Regions from separate parts of the Homo sapiens genome. Here region 2 is linked to region 1. A link is a loop called in an ENCODE intact Hi-C map of the cell type or tissue named here. Cell type or tissue: breast epithelium. All regions are shown on one strand. Links, peaks and the distances in the headings refer to the core of each region. The heading gives the core; the rest is flanking DNA. Region 1 overlaps IGSF21 (immunoglobin superfamily member 21). Region 2 overlaps ARHGEF10L (Rho guanine nucleotide exchange factor 10 like).

The links. A loop is a pair of places that touch in the nucleus more often than their neighbours do. Peaks named below come from ENCODE experiments on the same cell type or tissue, not always from the same donor. Only the 100,000 strongest peaks of a DNase experiment are listed, where the experiment ranks them.
Region 2: it touches region 1 in a loop (7-fold over the local background); 1 of 110 quality-filtered maps calls a loop at or near these places.

The regions. Positions count from the first base shown.
Region 1 is chr1:18,314,636-18,324,909 of GRCh38, forward strand. The region is part of intron 3 of IGSF21 (immunoglobin superfamily member 21); the gene reads left to right. Among named protein-coding and RNA genes, the nearest start is that of IGSF21-AS1, 140 kb to the left of the region's middle. RefSeq lists an enhancer at 7,900-8,194 and a silencer at 7,900-8,194. In breast epithelium, for the core only: no CTCF peak of the experiment used is centred there; a DNase peak (open chromatin) is centred at 5,919; H3K27ac peaks cover 370 bases.
Region 2 is chr1:17,645,099-17,655,372 of GRCh38, forward strand. It overlaps ARHGEF10L (Rho guanine nucleotide exchange factor 10 like), which reads left to right. Exons shown (of 29, transcript NM_018125.4): 22 at 3,456-3,577; 23 at 9,538-9,624. Among named protein-coding and RNA genes, the nearest start is that of LINC02810, 67 kb to the right of the region's middle. RefSeq lists an enhancer at 3,016-3,517. In breast epithelium, for the core only: a CTCF peak has its summit at 8,836 (motif pointing right); a DNase peak (open chromatin) is centred at 3,927; H3K27ac peaks cover 461 bases.

The DNA of each region.
Region 1 (10,274 bases), core at 1,124-9,123:
AGACCACACAGAGTGACTTGCAGTGAAGCTGGGACCCAGCCAGGGAGGTCTCGTGCCAAAGCCTTCGTCTTCATCACTGTGCTACCCTACCTCTCAGAAAACTTGCACCAGTGGCCTGCTGGGACTTCAAGCTGCCATGAGACATATTTATTTCTTGAGCGGTGGGAGGGGCTCAAAACCTGGTTGCAGGGAGGAGGAGGGGAAGAGCTGGATGGGCGGATGACATCCAGGCTCAGCGGCAGGTACAATGATGGGGACTCTTGCTGGGGGTCCCAGGAGGCCACAGGTATCTTCCTGGCCCAGCTGATGGAGGTGCAGGAGGGAAAGGGGTTTGGGAAGTTCATCAGAGATCATGATTGGTGCATGAGTTGGGGTTGATAAGAGGACAGCATCCCAGGCAGAGGGGAGAGCAGGGACAAGGGCCAGGCAGTGCTTCCAGAGATCTGTGGCTGGAGTGAAGGGAGGAGAGTGTGGCGATGGGGCGGGGATAGGAGAGGATCTCAGCAGTGGAGAGCATTTCCACGGCCCATCTCTGCTCTCCAGGGCAGGTCTCATTTGGCCGCATGCAGATAATGCAACAGCGAGCTGAGAGTTTTGCTCCTCCTCCTGATCTCTGCTTTCATGTCCCTTCCTAGGTCAGCTTTTCCTGACGTTCTAGTATAGCCTGGTCAGATCTTTCTGTTCTCAGGTCTACCAGCACCCCAGATGCCTCTGGGAACTCCTCACACTATTAATTAAACACATATTTAGGTGGTTAATTCCATCCCTGTCTGCAACACTAGAAAGTCAGGTCCATCAGGGCAGGAATCATGCTCATCTTGCTCACTGTTATCTTCCTAGTAATTACCCCATCTACCATTGAGTGGCACATGCTAGACACTCAGTGTAGAATTGTTGGATGAGTGGATGGATGATGGATGGATGGATGGATGGATGGATGGGTGGATGGGTAGAGGGTGGATGGACAGATGGTAGGTGGATGATGGATTGGTAGATGGTAGGATGGATGGGTGGATGGGTAGATGGATGGAGAATGGATAGATGATGGATGGGTAGACAGTGAATGGATGGATGGTGGATAGGTGTGGATGGATAGATGGCTAGATAAGTGGATGGTAAGTGGGTGAACGGATAGCTGGAAAGATGAGAAGTGAATGAATGGATGGATGGGTGGTGGATAGGTGTGGATGGCTAGATAGGTAGATGGGGGGTGAGTGGATGGATAGCTGGAGAGATGAGAAGTGAGTGGATGGATGGATGGGTGGATGGATGGATGGACAGATGTGCTGAAGGTTTAATGAGATGCTGTGTAGAAGCCTCCAGCATATGCTTGACATAGAAAAGTCATTTGGTGTTCTTTAGGTTGGAAACACAAAGCCCCGGCCATGCTCCAGTGCAGGTATTCCCGCTTGACTCTCAAGCTTACTTTCTGGAAGGCAGAGCCCCTGATGGGAAACCAAGACCCAGAGCCAACCTCAAGCAGAGGCATCACGAGGCCAACTGAGGTCCTTGGCCCATGCCATTCACAGGGCCTGGGCTTTGCCAGGCGATGATGCAGAGCGGTGGCGGTTAGGTGCCCCAGAGACTTTGGGCCCTGTCAGAGCAGAGCTGTCATCCTGTCCCCTCCTCCCCAGCATGAATCTGACCACTGCTGAGGCCAGAGGGAATGAGTTTTTGAGCTGATTATTGGAGAATGGAAGTCTCCCCTGCTGTTAAGGGAGCAGTCCTCAGGGCCTTCCAGAAACCACAGCTGCCCTGCCCCTTCCTAACCCTTGCTTGTGGACTCAGAGGGTCCTACTCCTGCTCAGGGCTCTGCATGGACTCTCCTTTGTATCATCCTCTATCCAACCTTGAACTCTGGTGTGAACAATTCTCCTACTGTCTTGTGTGCAAGCCCCTGCCCCCGTATTTCATAGCAGGTCCCTAATGCAACCCCTGTCCCTAGGTCCCAGCTGTAGTCTGTCTCTGGGATGCCAATTCCTCCCGGATAAGACCCTGATTTGATTTTACCTCTTGGATTGATAGTGAGATCTCCATTCTTTTTGTGTAACTCTGGGCATCTTATTAGACCTCTCTGTGCCTCAGTTTCCTCAACTGTAAAATGAGGATGAGAGTAATAGTACATAATATAGTCATACTACCTCATAGGCAGCACAGGGTTGCAAGAGGCATAATGAGCTAATATGTGTAAAGTGCTTGGAACAGCGCCTGGTACATACCAAGTGCTGTGTGTTATCTATTATTAGTCAACAAATAAACATTGAACACCAATCCATGCCTAGCAATGTTCTCAATGCTGGGGCTGCAAGTAGACAGAGTGGCTCATGGAGGTAACCTCAAGGACAGAGTCCACCCTTTGTTTTATTTTGCAGAATTGATCGACATCTCTCTCTAACACTCCCTGTTTGTGTGACCTTGGGTGAGTCACGTAATCTGACTGTACCCTAGGTTTCTCATTGACCAGTGCCTGCCCCTCTAGGCTTTGGGCAGGGCTAGAGATAGTGTGGATCAAGTGCTTAGAACCAAAGCCTTCTCAGTAAATGGTGGTTAGTTTTGTTCATGCTAATTTTTCCAGGACCAGTGGTGGTTCCTCTACTCCAGGTCTGTGGCTAGAAAAAAACACATTTCATCTTTTCCCATACTACCACCTCACTCCTCACCACAATCCTGTGAGGCAGGCATCACAATACTGAACTTTACAGATTAAGAGACATTGCACAGAGAGGTTAAGCAACCTACCCAAGGTCACGGTGTTTTCAAGTGGCAGAGCTGAGGTTTGACCCCAAGTCTGTTGGATGCCACTACCTGTGCTCCTGGCTACTAAGCCACACTCCTCTCCATGGGAACCACACCTGAGAGCCAGGACAAAGCCTTGCACTTCCAGGAATCATTTGAAAATGTGGATTCTTGAGGCTTGGTCTAGAGTGTTTGTCAAGAGCCGCATCTATGCACCTTCTCTCTGGTGCACCCAATGGCTCCACATTCCTGGGACCTCCTGGTCCTTTTCTTTTCCCCCACTCAGTCTATGGCCATGAATCCACATTCATACCCAGGCCTCTCAAAAGACAGCAGAGGAGAGCTGAGTGATTGGAAGAAAGCATGAACACCAATGCCAATGCATGGCATGATGACAAAGCAAACACACATGTGCTAACTACGGGGCAGGCACCGTCCTAAGTGCCTTCTGTGTATTATCTCATTTAATCCTCTCAACAACCCATGAGAAAAGTACTCTCATTACCCCAAATTGTAAGGTGAGGAGATGGAGACACAGAGTGGTAGAGTGACTTACTCCAGGTCACGCAGCGAGTCAGGATTCAAAGCTGGGCAGCTAGGCTCTAGAGTCCATGCCCCACTGTCTTTGTCATCCACGCTATTCATGCAGGCCCTAGCAGTGGGGGCTGAAGAATGCATGGGAAAGGTTCCCTGCAAAATGAAAGACCTTCCTAGAAGCCAGCAGGTAGTCATGGTGACTATAGATGGCTCTTCCCAAACCAGGATTGTGGGCCACACCACACCCAGCCATTGGCATTTCCTGAGCCAGTGTAACTGTTAAATGATGCAGCTGTGGGAATGAGGAAGAAGCCCTGGCCCCCCGTCCCAAATTTGCAGGTGGGTAGACAGTTATTTCCTTCCTTATTCTCACCTTGCCCTCACTACCATCAAAAAACACGTCTCCTTACATTGTTGGCAATTGGCAGAAGGGACAGATACTGAGGGCTTTGGTTGATTGTGATGCATCCATTAAAATGTACCAGCTTGCTGAGCCACAGATCACTTCTGCAGGCCTTGTCTCCACTGATAGGGTGCATGCACGTGTGCGTGCGTGCGTGTGTGTGTGTGTGTGTGTGTGTGCGTGCGTTTGGCAAAATGGGACTGTTTCTGCTTAGACCTTGGTGAGAATCCAAGGGGCTCACTCCAGGAATTTGAACCCACTGGGCACTCACCCATTCAGGTGGATGCCACCCCACTTCTTCCATGGCAGGATCATCCCTGAGCACCTGACGGCCCCAGCTCACTCACTGACTTGCACACTCTCTCCTTTGGGGCCCTTTCCTCACCAGACCTTGCTTACAAACCAGGGACTCACAGCCCAGAATCGGCCTGTCAACACGCTCTATTTGACTAACACTGAACGTTTTTAATTAAAACTATGTTTTTAATTAAATCAATGACAAATTATTGAAAACCAGGAGATTTTACAAACAAATCTATACGTTTGGCTTTGCTTTAAAAAGCTGAAGATGTGGCTTTTATACCGGTTATTCCCAAATTGTAGGAAACAGCCACCATAAATAATGGCTGGATTTAAACCAGGGAATGACCTCTTCCTTCCCTCACCATCCACACCACTCTGTATTGTCTGAAATGATATCGGTGAGAACTACTTTTGGCTCCATGCAACAAAAACCCAAAGTGAGTATGTCTTAAACTAGATAAGAGTTTATTTTTCTTTCTCCTAAGAGTCCCAGGTAGCCTGTCTAAAGGACAGAGGGTGCTCCTTGGTGTCAGGGACTCAAGCTCCTTCCCTCTTGATGTTCCACTGTGCATGGCTTCCATTCTGAAGGTCACCTTAAAGTTTAAGAAGGCTGCACCAGCTCCAGCCATTACATCTACATTCCAGCTAGGAGGAAGCAGGAAGAAAAAAAGGACACACCCCCTCCTATAAGAACCCTTTAGGAATTTGTGTGTAACACACCTACTTACATCCCTCTGCCAGAACTTAGTCACATGGCCACCTGCTGCAATGGTAACTGGGAAGTGTAGTCTCTATTTTGGGCAACCATGTGTCCAGGAAACTATCATAGTAACTATTACTATGAAAAGAAGCATAGCTGCTGAATTGTTTAACTTCTTTACACAGGCTGTAAGCCCGTGAAGATGAAACTTTGTCTTTGACTTTGGCTCTGAGCTTCTGCTACTTCATTAAAAATTTATGTACTGTTGTTCCTCTCATTAAGTTGTTCCAAGGAATTCACTAGGAGATGACGAATGTAAGTATGTCTAGCAAAGTTTTGGTACTTAATATAAGCTCAGCGATTGTGCATTTGTTTCATCTATTCTACACCAGATGTTACTTGTCTCCCCTTTGTCAGGACTTTGCTCCTCAGTGAAGCCTCCCTGACCTCCCAGCAATTTCAAATTTTAAATAGAAGCGCCCCCTCCACTCCCAGCACTCCCTATCCCTGTCCTGTCTTTCTTTTTCTAAATACACCTGTAATCACCGACCTGCTATATTTTTCAAAGGTTACTTTGTTTACCGTCTGTGTCCCTCAACTAAAATACGAGTTCTATGAGGTCAGTGGTTTTGGTTTCTATTGTTCACAGCTGTATCCCTAGCACCTAGGATAGACCCTGGTACATAGTAGGTACTCAGTAACGATATGTTGGATGCATGAATGACCAGATAGCTATTGCCTTCTCAGAGCTGGGTACTGTGCTCAGTGTGAGAGACAGAACCGGAAGCAAGATATCTTCTAGTTTCCATCTCCCCATGGCACTGAGCCCAGAGCAGAACACGCTAAGATAAATACCTATTACCTTGGATCGGATCTTGGTGCCAGCAGGAGTCCAGGCATTTTAATTTTGTTTTGACAAAGGGGCTGATAGGAGAAGCTGGCTGGCTCCTCTGTCTCTCATCTGCTGGCAGCCCTGGGCACCCTGGCCTGACCTTCCCCGCCTTCAGCACCACGTAGCGCAGGACAGTCAAACATAATTGGCCTGCCCTACTTTTTAAGAGAACCCAGATTGAAGGACTGGGCTTTTGGTGGGCTGACCTGTTTAAGAGCCTTAAGAGGAAGCTCGGAGTTTCAATTTTCCACTGCCAAAGCAAAGCTGTTTTTAGCTCCGCTTTGATGAAGCGGCGGGAGTCAGGTTTGGCCCCGGGTCATCCATCAGCTGACCTGGTTGGGAAAGGCCTCCTGTGGGGGCCCCAGGCCTAACCACAGCTTCGCAAGGAATGCTCAGGTTTGCTTTGCCCAACTGGAGTCATCGGTCCTGCTCTGAAGCTGCCCCTGGTCCATCCCAAAAGACAGACAGTGAGAGAGAGATCTCCAGCCATTCTCAAATATTTTATCTTGTTGATGGGCCCCTGGACTTGAGTTCCTGCCCAATTCCTCCAGGAGTTAGCTGCGTGACCTCAGACAAATTGCTTGGCCTCCCTGGGCCTCAGTTTCCTAATCTGTTCAGTGAGGTTTATCATTCTGATCTCAATGGGTGGTTGTAGGTACTAAATGATGTAATGCCGGTTGACTGCTGTGTCCATCTCAGGCTTTGAGGATATTTCACCTGGACCCTCTCCCTGCAGGAAACTGGGCTGATTGACATCCACGCGGGTAGGCCAAGTCAGCTCAGAGCTTTCTCTCTGAATTGCAGTGCTCTGGCATGCTGCCTGCTTTTCTAGGGGTCAAGCACCATCTCTTTGAACCTCTTTTCTGATCGTTTTGTCAAACTGTGGTGGAAGAGTTTGGCGTCGGGGGCTCTGGCCCTATATTGGAGGGACCCATATGATGCATTCTTGCTGGAGTTTGCTTCCAGGGAAAACATGGTCCCTGCAGACAAAAGGGTCTGCCCTTGGTCACCAGAAGCAGAGGCAGGTTGTGCACCAGGCCTCCATGTTGCTGTAGAGCCACAGTCTGATGCCTCGATGACCCCAGAGCCTCCACTCACTCTGCCTGCCCTTTATGACTCTCTCTCCAGCCTGAAAGAGTTTGTTTCTGTTCTGCCACTGATTGATTGTGTGACCTTGCAGAAGCCTCGGCCTCTCTGTGTGCTACACCCACCTCAAACAGCAACTAGCCTGTGAGTTAAGGGCACTGTCTTCATCCATTTGGAAAGCTGTAATAAAATACCATAAACCAGGTGGTTTATGAACAATAGACATTCATTTCTCACAGCTCTGGAGACCGGGAAGCCCAAGGTCAAGGCAGATTCCAGGTTGGCTGGGGGCCCACTACTTGGCACATGGAGCCCTCTCACCCCATGAGCCAGAAAGTGGCTGTGTCCTCCCATGCTGGAAGAGACCAGGCAGCTCTCTGGGGCCTCTTTTGTGGGGGTGCTCATCCCACCGTAATCGCCTCCCAAAAGCCCCTCCTTCTAATACAATTCCATTGGTAATTAGGTTTCAATATCTGAATTTGAGGAGGACACAGACATTTGGACCGTAGCAGGTATCAGCTCTGGAGCCTGGCTGCAGGGTTCAGGACCCAGCTTTGACACTCTCTGGTTGAGTAACTTCAGCCAACAAGTTGTAAGCAACATCCCTGTGACTCAGTTTCCTCCTCTGTGAGGGCCGGGTGACAATAACAACACCTACTTCATGGGAGTGTTGTGAAATTGAGTTTTACAGATGGGGAAACTGAGGCATTAACTTGTCCCAGATCACTCAACTACAGCATGTTACAGCTGGGTGGTTCTGGCCCATGGGAAGGTCTAGAGAGGTTATTAGCTATTATTGTTCTTATTGCAAAAGGCTTTCCCTGAGAATTGAATGAGATCAGTTTTCAGTGCCTCGCACAGGGTCTCGCACACAGGAGGTGCTCAGTGAACCTCTCACTGGTACACTGATGAACGAGGCCTGCATCGGCTCCTGGAACTCAAGGGCGAGGGACCTGATGCTGACCTTGCCCACAGTAGGGGCACAGCCATGTTCATTGAAAAAAGATCATAGAAACAACAGGTTGAGGAAGTCCGGGAAACCCAGAGGCAGCCACCTTCCACGCCCGTCTTCCCTCTTCTGGTGGAGGCAGGCTTGGTTCCAACAGGCTTGGGGCCTTCCTGATGCCAGCTCTCACCCACCACCAAGTAGAGAGGCAGAGGCAGAGATTCCTGTTAAATAAAGCAATCACGAACGATAGGAAGGAGGCGGCGAGCTCAGCCACGGGCCCAGCCTTCCAAGTTTGCTCACTGCCCAGCTTCTTTGGTCTCATTTCCCTTTGGCCAACCACCTGGCTCCTGGTTCCCCACCACACGGAGTCTTTTTCTGAAGAGCACGTGCCCCACGCCCCCTGCCTGCCAGTCCTGGGATGGCGTCGGGTGAAGGTAGGAAAAACACTCTGAACCCTGGGCCCTCCCGCCCCTGCCCACCCCTGAACCCAGAGCCTGAGTCCAACAGGCTGACCAGTGAGGGGCTAAGTGGATCAGTCAGGACCTGGAGGAGGAAGTGGTTTCCATGGCAGCAGCCAGAGTCTGGAAAAGAGGCCTGGAGAGGAAGCCGGTGGAGAAGAGCGGGAGATGTCGGAATGGGTGAAGGGGAGCGGGAAGCGATGGGCCAGGAAGTCAGGGGAAGGGGTCAGCCAGTGAAAGATGGAGGGTGGGAATGGGGAAGCGGGTTCAGGGCCCAAGGTGAACAGCAGTGGCTGGACAGGGCAGGAAAGAGCGGTCGGGACCAGCGACCCCATATCTGTCACCACCCAAGGGCCTGTCACTGACTTCCTGGCTTGGATGATCTAGGATCCCAAGCTAAGCTCTCTCTGGTTTTTCTTGGGGTAATTCAACATTGGAAAAGAAAACCTGATTTCTCAGAGGTGCTTTCTCACATTGGAAAAAGGTTCCTACCAGTTTGCCCACTGGTAAATCATGACTGGCAGGTCTGGGGTGTCCCTCTAGTCAGGAGTAAGGGAGCTTTCCATGGTGACCTTGTCCTGTCCCAGCTTCACCACCCAGGGCCTCAGGACAAAGGGCTTGAGGTGCAGAAGCTGAAGCTGAGAGCCGATGACCTGCCTGAGGTCACACAGTCCTGGGAGGTAGAGCAGAGTGTGGTGAGCCCCACCCGTCCAGCACCAAAAGTCCCCTTGCAGTGTGAAGATAGAACTGAGAAAGATGTGGCTCAAACATGGCCCAGTGTGAGTCAAGAGTTGTCCCCTCGTTCTCACCCTTCAAGGTCAGCAGGAGGAAATGGCCAAGGAGCTAAGGCAGCTGGGCCGCCAACGATCAGGCCAATTTAAGAGACGTCTATGGCAGGGGTGGAGCCTGAGAGGGGTCCCAGGCTCCCTGAAGCGGGTGAGGGGAGGGCTTAGGGAGGGAGCTGGGGGCAGGGCGGAGAGGGCATCGGCTGGAGTATTCTGGAACTTCTCCCCTCTGTGCCTACTTTCTTTGGTACCCCTCCTAGCCAGCCCTGCATTCCAGTGGATGCCACAGATATTTTGTACCCAATGAGCAACTGTATGACAGAAACCATTTTCAGGTTGGGGGGCGGTGAAAATCATACTAATGGCTTTTTAAAGGCCCTGAAGAAAAAGATTTCAGGCAGCCTTGGAATTGGCGAAAACACATAAGGAGGAAGGTCATAAAATTCCCAGTGTCCAGGGGCTCAGCTCTTAGGTAGTGGGGCTTTTCCGGAGGCTCCAGGCCCCCTGTCCAGCGCTGCCCCATCCCTGCCTCTCTCCCCGGTCCCACTCCCCCATCCCACTCCCAGGCTGTACAACCTGGGAGACCTTCCATCTGTGCTGAGTGTTCTCAGGGAAGCCCACCACATTAAGAATGGCCGGGCTCCTGACTGGCTCCCCAGCCAGAGGAATGGCTGGAAGGTGGCAGGAGACCCCAGGCAGTGGGCTCCCAGCCCCATGGAATGATTCGGCCGTGTCTTTTCCCTGTTTGGCTGGGGGAGAAGTTGGACCCAAATTCTCCTGCGTTGTGTGGTGAAAAGAGCACCATGTATTTCTGGCTCATTGAGATACCTTGACTCATTAAGACTTCTGGCTCACAGCAGCCACAGCTGCCTATCACTGAGCACGTACTCCACATCCGCCTCTGGATGGATGCATAGGCTTTGTAACAAGATGGCCGGATCGCCAAGCCTCCCCAACCGCCTGCAGGGGGCGGTCATGAGCCCCCATTTCCCAGAACCTTTGACGGATCACCTGGTCCAGGTGGCCCGGCCGCTTCTTCCCAGATCTGCTGCTGATTGCTGCCTGGCCTTGCATAAATCACCTCCCTGTCTTTAGTTTTCTTGACTGGACAAACCAGGACTAGCTGGTCACCCTGGTTAAGACCAGACTCTTCTGGGAGAGCTATTAAAGGAATGGAGCTTCTCCATGTACATTCTGTGCTCACAAGACAGGTCCCTTAGCTCAAGGGAGGGTCTCCTGTGTCCCCCTGCTTTTCTGCTTGGTGCTGTCCAATGGCCCCACCCCTCCCGGAGGAAGTGTGTCCCTACTGTGTCCCTGGAAAGGGCCTGATGGAGGAGAAAACCCAGGGCTTGGCCAAAAGGAGGGTAGGGAGTCATTTCAGGATTTCGGGTTATTCCGTCTTCGGTATCCTTGGAGCTGAAACTT
Region 2 (10,274 bases), core at 867-8,866, 670 kb before region 1:
CCCAGGGGGTGTTGGCAAACAGAGCTGGGTGCTAAATAAGCCCCCACTTAGCGTCAACTGGAAATTGCGGTTCTGCAGTCGGTGCCAGTTCTTAATGTCACTTATCCCAAGCGGGCTTTCAATTTTCAGCGACAGCAGTCTTCTAATTTGGTCTCCGCCACTCTGGTTTTGTGACGGGAACAATGGCAGTGGCAGATGGGGAGCAACGACTCCATTTTCTTGTAACGTCCCCAGTCGCAGGCAGGGAAGGCACCATCTGGAAGGAGAAGGTCAGATCATTAAAAAAAATACGTATGAATAAATTGCCAGGACTTGATGGGCTATGGGTGTTCGGGGAGGAAAGAGAGGAGCTGAGCTCTGGGCGCCCTGGTGACAGGGGCTAGGGTGGGGAGATGCTCGCTCACCCAGCTCCTACAGGTTGTGGGGTGAGGAATTGGGGGTCCAGACCAGAGCTCTTGGCTGGTAGAGGTGAGGGTCTGCTTGATTGTAAGTTCCTTGAGAGCAGGGACAAGCTCTCAAATCTGGCCTATCTTTATTTGCTGCCCAGGGGCTTGTCCAAGAGGCAGCATGGCGAGCGCTGGCACACTAGCAGAGGCTAGGAGAGCCGTGCTGCCCCGGGACAAGGTGCGTCGCAGGCACCGTGCAAGGCGCCCCCGTGGGTTAGTTCCTTGGCATCTGGATCTTCCCCTGCTTTCCCCTTTCCTCTGCTGGCCAGCGTGGAGTGCGGATAGAAGGACGTATCTCCCGTGATGGCTGTGAGGATGCAGTGAGGCAGTGTGGAAACTGTGAGGTGCAGGGCACGTAGAAGTGTCTGTTATGGCAACGCGCGTGCCCTGTGTGGTCGTGCCCTTTCCCTGAGGGTCTCTTATGTAGGCCTTTCCTCCCTGGTGGCAGGGATCAGGTCTTACATGACTCTGTTTCCAGGGCCCAGCAGGGTAGAGGACCAGACATGGAGGATGCCTCTGGGCCCATTTCGGGAATGAGTTCACTGCTCAGTGACTCAGGCCGGAGGGTGTGAGCCCGCCGGGTGCTGGCGCCTTCACATCATCAAGCCTGACATTTGGGAATGTCTTTCACTTCTCAAATAGCATCCTCACCTGCCACCTCATTCCAGCTCCTCTTGCTGTGCCAGCATTCAGGTGCCACCTCTCTCGGGCAGTGACGGCATGAGGGCTGCTCTCAGGGTGGTCCTTCCTCACTCATGTCCAGCCCTTCTCTCTGACCCGGCAGGATCTCTTTGATGAAAGCGAGTCAGATTAACGTTCATGTCGTGGGTACATCTGACAAACCTGGAAAATGAGGCTCTGAGAAAAGAGACTTTTTGTTCATATCCCTAAATGTAGTGATGGTCTGTGGTGGGTCCAGCCCTGCGTGGGTGGGTTGGGTGAGGTGTAGAAGGAAATAGGGTGGGAGGTTTCGGCCTTCATAGAACACTGGCATGGTGGGGGAGCGCCTACCTCCATGTGCACACACACGCACGCGTGCACACGTGCACATGTGCACACAACGAAGAAGAGCCACACTGGTGGAGGAGCAGGGAGTAGCTGTGAGAGGTGTGATACCCTCCAATGGGCTGAGACGACAGGTGGTGGAGGCCAGGGCATGGAGACATGGGTGGTGCAGGCCTCTCTGAGAAGGAGAGGAGCCAGCCCTGGGGAGGTGAGGGGCAGCGTTCCGGACAGCGGGAACCTCTGGGCCCGTCCCGGCGAGGTTGCTGAGCACAGTCCAGCACGGTGGAGCCAGTGGCCGAGGGAGGAGGCTGGGGAGGGAAGGGACCTTCGCAGCTCTTCCAGGAGAGTTTGGATCTTATTCTGGGCTGACTGGGACTCCACTGATGTTTCCAAGCAGGGGAACGGCGAGGCCAGGTGTAAGTTTTAGCAGGATGGGCCTGGCTGCCGAGCAAAGATGACTGTAGTGTCAGGGGGCCCCAGTGTGGCTGGCGGGAACTCTCCGGCTGACCTGGCGCCTCCTAGGGGAGGGGCAGGCTCCGGCTGCCTGCGACAGAGCTACTCTAGCATCACCGTGCCCACAGGCCTCTGCGATGGAGCATCAGCGGGCGCGGTTGCTGAAGGCTGCCTGGTTTAGTCCAGAGAATTCAGTCTTGGGTGTCAGATCTAGGCCTGAATCTGGGTGCTGCCCCCTAGCCATGGCTGTGGCCTGGCCACGTTACTAAATCCCTGAGTGCCAGTGTCATCCTCTGTGGAGTGAAAATAATGATTCTGGCTGTGCTCAGCGATTGTGAAGACTAAGCCAGGGCATAGACGGCGGCGCTCAGTGTGGTGCCTGATGTGTGGGTGCATAGTAGGTGGTGTCTTCATCACGCTCATCCCTGCTGTGGGCTTGCTGGAAGGGAGTCCTCATAGGGAGTGTAAAGAAGGAAGGGATCCTCCGCAGGGAGAATTCTTCAGGACAGACGGTGGTTTATTCCTCCCTCCTTCCTTTTATTCATTCTTTCCAGCCATGTTTTCCGAGCACTCGCTATGTGCCTTGCAGTGTGCTGGGTGTCAGGGGACAGTGGTGAATGAGACAGTGCAGACCCCCACTGACTACAGCTTTGATATTAGAGACTTATGGAAATGGACCACGGATGATTTTAGATCATTATGAAGGCTGCGAGGAAAGTAAGACAGGGTCTTTAGAGTGATTCCTGAGAGAAGGGGCCACTGTAGTCAGGGTGGTCAGGGAGGACTTCTCGGAGGAGGGGACATGTGAGCAGAGCCCCGAGCCATGTAAAGGAGCCTCCACAGAGAACGAGGTTTAGCAGATGCTCTTTAGCATGGTGACCTCCCGTGGTGAGTCCTGGGTCTGGGGTCGGGTTAGGCATCTGTACTTGTAACGGGTCCCTGGGAGCTTTGAGGCCCAGCTAGGGTGGGTGAACTGGAGGCAGGCGGCTTCCTAATTTCAGGGTTGTCTTGAAGGAAGCAGGAGTGTGATTCTTCTGCATTTCCATCACCACCATGGTCAAGTGTGAGTGCCGCAATGGCGACCTCCTGTCCTCTGATCGTTCATGGTCTGTCTCCTACTCTGCAACAGAAATTCAAGGCAACAGGGGTCTGGACTCTGTTCAGCATCTTAACATTTTTTAAAAACCCTTTTACATCTATTATTTCATTTGGTCCTCACAACAACCACAGGACGAAGGCATTTCTAGCATTCCTATTTTCTAGGCAAAGAAATTGAGGCTCAGAGAGTTGGGGTGACTGGCACAGGGTTGTTCAGCGGTAGGGTGGTCAAGCTGGGACCTTGTTTTTCAACTCCCTGCCTGAGACCCTGGCCACGGCATCACTCCTGAGGCTGGATTTCATCTCAGTCCGGCAGGAGTAGGGTGGGGAGTGACTGGATGGGGCCAGGCTTCTGGGGCCTGCAGTGGCTCCCTGGGGCTTGGAGGGCTCCTCATGGCCCAGTTGGTCCTTGGACTCTGACCAGCTCTACCCACCTCCTTCCTCTTGCTGTAGGGGAGGAGAACCAGCCAGGCTGGCTATGCCCGGATGAGGACAAGAAGAGCAAAGCCCCATTCTGGTGCCCGATCCTGGCCTGCTGCATCCCTGCCTTCTCCTCCCGGGCACTCAGCCTGCAGGTGAGTGGAGCGGATCTTGCTGAGCCGACCTCGAAGGTGGCTGCGGCTCCCCCTCGCCTGGGAGAACCAGAGTTTCCAGGGAGCGCCCACAGCAGGGAAGGCTCAGGTTCCAGCTGTGGCTTCTAAATTCTTACTGACAGATTTGGTCAAGCCTTTTTGTTGCTTCGGGAATCAGCTTTCCCACCACAAAAATGGAGGCGAACGACCACTGTGGGTCAAGTGAATGGAAAATTCCATTATTTTGAGATAATAAACAGCAATGATCTCATCTGTTGATGGCATGGCTCCAGATCATGCCGAAGCGGCTGTGCCAGCCACTGTGGGTTGGGTGCTTTGTGGTTCGCCAGGCGGGAGCCGGCTTTGGCGCAGGGATTGCCCTCATCATGGAATGCTCCAGCGCCATCAGGCCTCCCGTGTATTGAGCACCTGCTGTGCCCCCTGGTTCTTTCCTGCTATTCTCTTATTTTAATATCTATAAGAACCTTGCGAGTAGATGTTTCTCTATCCATTTCACAGATAAGGAAACTAAGGCTAAGACAGGTGCTATGATTTTCCAAAAAGGACATAGCTAGTAAGAATTTGAACCTTGCCCTGCCTGATCACAACACCCAGGGTCTTAACCATGAGGATGTTCAGCCTTCACGGGTTACCTGCCCTTATACCCTGTCCTAGCTCGCCCTCCATCTAGAGCAATTACTGCCTCCCCTTTCCCAGGGAGATGAGGTCATCTCAGCTCCAGGGATAGGAGCACCAGTTGGGGACCCAGGCCCAGATTGGTGAGCCCCAAGAGATGCGCCGATTGGGCTGTAGACTGGGGATCTAAACAGCTGAAAGAACAAATCCTTGAGATATGAGTTCATTTGTTCACTTGTCCATTCTGCATGCAATTTTCTGAGCACCTGTTGTGTGCTAGACCCTGGGAATACAGTGGTGACTAAGACATAGAAGGTCCCAACCCTTATGTAGCTTTGAATCCTAGCAGGGAGAGAGAGAGGCAAAACCCCAGCAAGCCAAAGGAAATAGAAAAGAGTGAGGTGTGTAATAAAGACATCGGGGCCACAGTAGATACGTGGGTGGGCTGAGGTTCAGAGATGGCCTCTTGGAGGAGGTGGCATTTAAACTGAGAACTGAATGGCGAGAAGGATTCAGCCCAGGGATGGGAACAATATTCCCAGTAGACAAACCCACACAGAGGGTGCAGCAGAAACAGTGGGGGAAGCCAGGCGAGGCAGGAGGAGAGAGGGCGGGCCCCGAGGTTCGCTGGTGGGTGAGCTGGACCACGCCAGCCTTGCAGGCTGGGTCAGCTTTGGATTTTGTTCTCAGAGCAGTAAAAAGCCTTGGAAACAGATGTTTCCCAAGCTAGGGACTAGCACAATTTGATATATAGTTCGCATTTTTTGGATCCTTCTGGCTGGTGTGTGAGAGTGAATTGCAGATAAGAATGGATACCGGGACTGAGCGTGGTGGCTCATGCCTGTAATCCCAGCACTTTGGGAGGCTGAGGTGGGAGGGTCACTTGAGTCCAGGAGTTCGAGACCAGCCTGGGCAACATAGTAAGATCCCCATCTCTACAAAATAAAAATAAAAAAAAATTAGCCAGGTGTGCCATGAGCCTATAGTCCCAGCTACTTGGGAGGCTGAGGTGGGAGGATCGCTTGAGCCCAGGAGGTTGAGGCTGCAGTGAGCTGTGATTGTACCACTGCACTCCAGCCTAGGGGACAGAGTGAGACCCTGTCTCAAATAAATAAGTAAATAATACAAAAGGACTGGATGTCGGCTGGGTGAGGTAGCTCACGTCTGTAATCCCAGGATTTTGGGAGGCCAAGGCAGGTGGATCACTTGAGGTCAGGAGTTTGAGACCAGCCTGGCCAACATGGTGAAACCCTGTCTCTACCAAAAATACAAAAATTAGCTGAGCTTGATGGTGCACACCTGTAGTCCTAGCTACTGGAGAGGCTGAGGTGGAAAAAACACTTGAACCCGGGAAGCGGAGGTTGCAGTGAGCCGAAATCATGCCACTGCATTCCAGCCTGGGTGACAGAGTAAGACCCTGTCTCAAAAAAAAAAAAAAAAAAAAAAATGGACCTGGAGGGAGCAGCTCAGAGCTCAGCTCAGGGTCCTGCTGAGACGTGGCAAGACTTGATGTGGGCGGAGGCCAGGGCTGTGACTGGAGTAAGGCGCCTTTGCCTCAGGCACAAAATTTCAGCCGATGTCAAAAATCTCAATAATTAAGATAAATACTATTTTAATGCAGTGCGTAAATATAATCAAATCAGCAAATTTTTCCTTGTGGTTTGGCCGCTCTTTTTGTCTCTTGATACATAAAGGGCCAGGATTAGGGTGAGGCAAGTGAGCCAGGGTCGTGCAAGTGTAGGGTGAAGTTTTGTCTGTATTTAAACTTTTAAATAACTATTCAGTGTGGATTTTTTGCATTAATATTGATTTTTTTAAAGTTGCCTTACTCTCTCTCTATATATATACATTTTTGTGACTGAGTTTTTGGTGCCCTTTTAAATTTTGTACCCAAGCTAGGTGCCCCAGTCTATCACCCTAGTCCTGGCCCTGGTGGAGGCCGTCGGCAAGGGAGGTGGACACATTGGGGATGTGTTGGGGTGGGACAGGCTTAACTGGTGATAGATGGCGTATGCCAGATGGGGGGTTACCTGTGGGCCCTGGGGCCTTGGGCTGGAGGCAGCGACCATGGAGTAGGGAGTATCAGGGCCCACTGTGCCTGCGGCCAGCTTGGCCTTAGCGCATCCCTGCAGAAGGCTGGCCCTGGGTGACTTTATGGTGGGCGTTGGATTCTCCTGTCTCCCCCAGGGCCTTGGGTCTCTTGAGAGCACAGGATGCAGGCTGAGCCCTGACAGATCAGACCCCAGTGGTGGAGTCACAGAACTGGCCACTGCCTCCAAGGCCTCCCCAAAAGAAACCCCCATCCAGGTGGGGAGCCTCTGCCACCTCGAACCTGGGGAACCAGGGCCCACGAACCTCCTCAGTGCGAGCTCTCAGGGCCCAGGAATATGTAGGCCAGAAGCATCCTCAGTCCTGCTGGCCCCGGCTCACTGTCTCCTTAGGAGCGCCAGGGCTAGTGGAGGGAGGCGAGTGACTCTCTGTGGTAAGGGGCCTGTGGAGCTCCCAGAAGCCAGAGCAGAGCCTGCCTGGCTGCACTAGCTAGGCCTCAAATCGCTGTCCCCCTCTGCCCACACCCTACCCCACCCCACCACCAGTCCAGACAAATGTGCCCCATCAGCTGTGTGCTGGCAGCCTGATGAAATAGGGCCTGGGAGTACCAAGGCCCTGTCCAATTACTGCAGAAGCAGATGTGACTGTGTGAACCTCTGCCCAGGCCCCCTTCCAGCTCACCACGTTTCCAGGTGGTCCTGGGGCAGGGGGTGACTCCAGCTCTGGCTGGCCTCATGGCGAGCAGTGGCCCAGACTATTTGTCTAGGGAGGGCTTGGGCTGGGCAGAGGGAGTTGCTGGCCACAGTGTAGACAGGGTCGGCACTCTGTACCAGTGGATGAGGATGTGTTGGGTTCTTTCCTTCAAGGGATCAGGGGTGTTGGGGCAGGAGGCAGGAGTAGGTCTCTTGTCTGTGCTGACAGTGGCCCCTGCCCACGCTGGGCCACACCAAGGCCTTCTGACTCAAGGGAATCAGTTGGGAGTGTGAAGGAGCATCAGCAGGGGCCACCTGCCTTGGATTGAGTCCCAACAGTGTGACATCAGGAATGCTGCCTCAGCTCATGGTATCTTAAACTAGGGTGGTCACAGCACCTTCCTGACTGGGTCACCTTGAGGATTAAAGGATATGATTTGGGTCAAGTGCTTAGCCAGTTGCATGGGGTGCGCTCAGGGGTCAAGAAACAGAAGCAAACACCTGAGGACACCCTGGTCCCCAGGAAGGTGAGGACACCGGAGTCTATTCTGTGGCATTTCTGAACGCCTGACTACTACGGTGTCGAAGGTTCTTCTTGGACCCCTGGCTCCATCCAAGGGGGAATGCTGTCTCTGGAGGGGTGGCAGGAGGGCAGGGAGGGTTCAGCGCAAACCCATTTCCCTGATGGTCAGTCTCAGAGCCCACCTGGGGACAGGGCCTTGGGGATGGGGCTGGGGGTGCTGCCTGCTCTGAGATGCTTTAAAACTCGAGCACCTTGGGAGCCTAAGGGGTGTAGCCCAGACCCACAGGGGGTCTGTGGCCAGGCTTGCTTAGGCCAAAGCTCACAAGCTCATTGGGCTGTGTCTTGACCTTCACCAACCTCAGCCAGAACTGCTGTTGGCCGTGTACCCTGTCTCCTGCTCATCCTTGATGGCTCTGCCCTCATAGCCTTGCTCTGATGATGAAATGAGCTAAGGTGTGTGAAGTGCTAGAATATCCCATGAGAGGCCCTTGGTAAGCCTTAGTAGCTGCAGGGTACTGGGTACCTGGCCCTGGGCCGGGTGCTTTACACTTTCCCTCTCCAGTCCCCACGGCCATCCTGAGAGATTTCAGGGTCTCTGCTCTGTAGGTGAGGACCTGATTTGTTCAGTACCATCCAGATGGTAACCACTGAGCTGGGGCTGGAGCCGTGTTGGCTGTACCTAAAGCTGCTTCCCTTCACAGCTTCGTGCTCCCCTCCTCTCTTCTGCATAGGGTGCCTTGACTTCCCAGTTTCCTGGCACAGGCAAGACATTTAGGGGCTAGGGCCTTGCCTGTGAAGGAGAGGAGCCATTTGAGTATTTTCCACCATCTTCGACCCGGCTCTGTTGACTCAGCTGACATCAGGGCCCACTGGAGTTGCCATGGAAATGCCTCAGCAGGGGCTGCCGTGGCCTCGTCTCCACCAAGGGAGCAGAGAGAGCATCAGCCCAGCAGAAAGGGCATGCACCCTCAACTAGATGCTGCCACCAGGAAGCAGAGAAGACAGGGAGCCCAGAGGCCGGGCTTAGCGAAGCCCCCTGCTCTGAATGTGAGGACACACTTTTTCAGCAGGCAGAACTGGGGCCCCAGAGTGCCAAGGCCTCTGGTGTGCAGCCAGGCTTCTGGGGTAAAATTCAACCAGAATAGAAAGAGCCCTGAACCAGATGTTGAAGGTTTGAATTCTAGCCCTCACTCTGCCACTAACATGCTGTGTGACATTGAGCCAGGCACGCCTCCCTCTGACCTTCAAGTTGGCATCTGCGCAATGAGGAGGCTGGATGAGGTGACCTCTTAGGGCCCTCGCCCATGGCCATTAGAAATTTTGTTAGAATATTCTAACAATGGGTCCAGGGACGGCTGGGGCCTTTAGCACCAGCAGAGGGCAGCAGCTGCCTGGAAAAGGGCCCAGTGGTCGGCTGCATCCTCCTTCCAGCCAAGAGCAGTCTCTACTCTGTCTTCTCCTTCAGTGTGGCCCATGAGTGGGCCAGGCCATTTCCTAGAATTGCTGTCCTGGCCAGAGAGAGGGACTGACCAGGTCTAGCTCAGGAGACAGGCCTCAGAGAGAGGCCACCCAACATGGGGTCTGTGGCAGCTGATTCAGGGGGGAGCAGGCGGAAGGTGGTTACTGGTGACAGCGGTGACAGGCTGAGCCCTGGTTTCTGTGCGTGGCCCTCACAAGCCGCCCAGCCCTGCCACTCACCTCCTCTGTGGTCTAGGGTAGTCACCTGCCCTCTGTGACCCTCATTTCCCTGTTTGTAAAATAAGGAGGGGTGGGTGGCTTTCAAGAAATCTTATCTGAAAGCTGCTCACTTTCAGAGACCCTGGGCTGATACAGAGCCTCTTGCAGGCCTCTTCTAGCCGGAAGGTTCTAGGAAAGGAAGAACAAATGTGAGCGTGTAGGAACTGCCTGGAGAAGCAGGCACTCGTGAAGCATGTTGCTTTCCTGGCCCCCACCCACAGGGATTCTAATCCAGGGAGAGTTGGATGGGGCCCAGGAATCTGCCAAATATTGGCATCTGGGCACCTTGATGATTAACCTCACATGTACCGTCTCTGTCTCTGCAGCTTGGGGCCCTGGTCCACAGTCCTGTCAACTGTCCCCTGCTGGGTTTCTCAGCAGTCAGCACCTCCCTTCCACAGGGCTACCTCTGGGTGAGTCACCCCCCTGCCCAGCTGGGCATTCTGGCCTCAGGACAGGAGTAGGGAGAGCGGCACCTGGGAGGGGGTGCTGGAGACAGCAGCTGCCTGCCTCATCTCATGCAGCTTCATCCACCAAGGTCTTCCTGGGCACCTCTGGTGCCAGGCACTGCATTTGGAGTTGGGAGGTGCAACCTCATCTGGGGCAACAGAAAACCAGGGAGCTAAAAAGAGAGTGTGCCTTTTGCAAATGGTGACAGGGCTGAGAAGGAAGTGAAAGGGGGAGCTGTGCAGAGGACCTGGGTCTCAGGATCTTCACCCCTGGAGTCAGGAGGCAGGGCTGGCTAGTGCCCTACTCATGCAGACATTCCAGCCCACCTTTCTATCCTTGGGCTTCCTGGCAAAGCCTCCCTTGATTCAAGTGAGGTACCCTCCACTATGTTCCTTGTGCTGCAAATTGTGCCCTGTCATTGCTGCTTCCCTTCTGAGAGTGATTTGTTCCTCATCATTTCCCATGATCTAGCACATGGTATATCCATCCATCCATCATCCATCCATCTATCCACCCACCTATCCATCTATCCATCCACCCACCCACCTACCTATCCATTTATCCATCCAACAAGAATATATATTTAATCCATCCATTTATTTATCTGTCCATC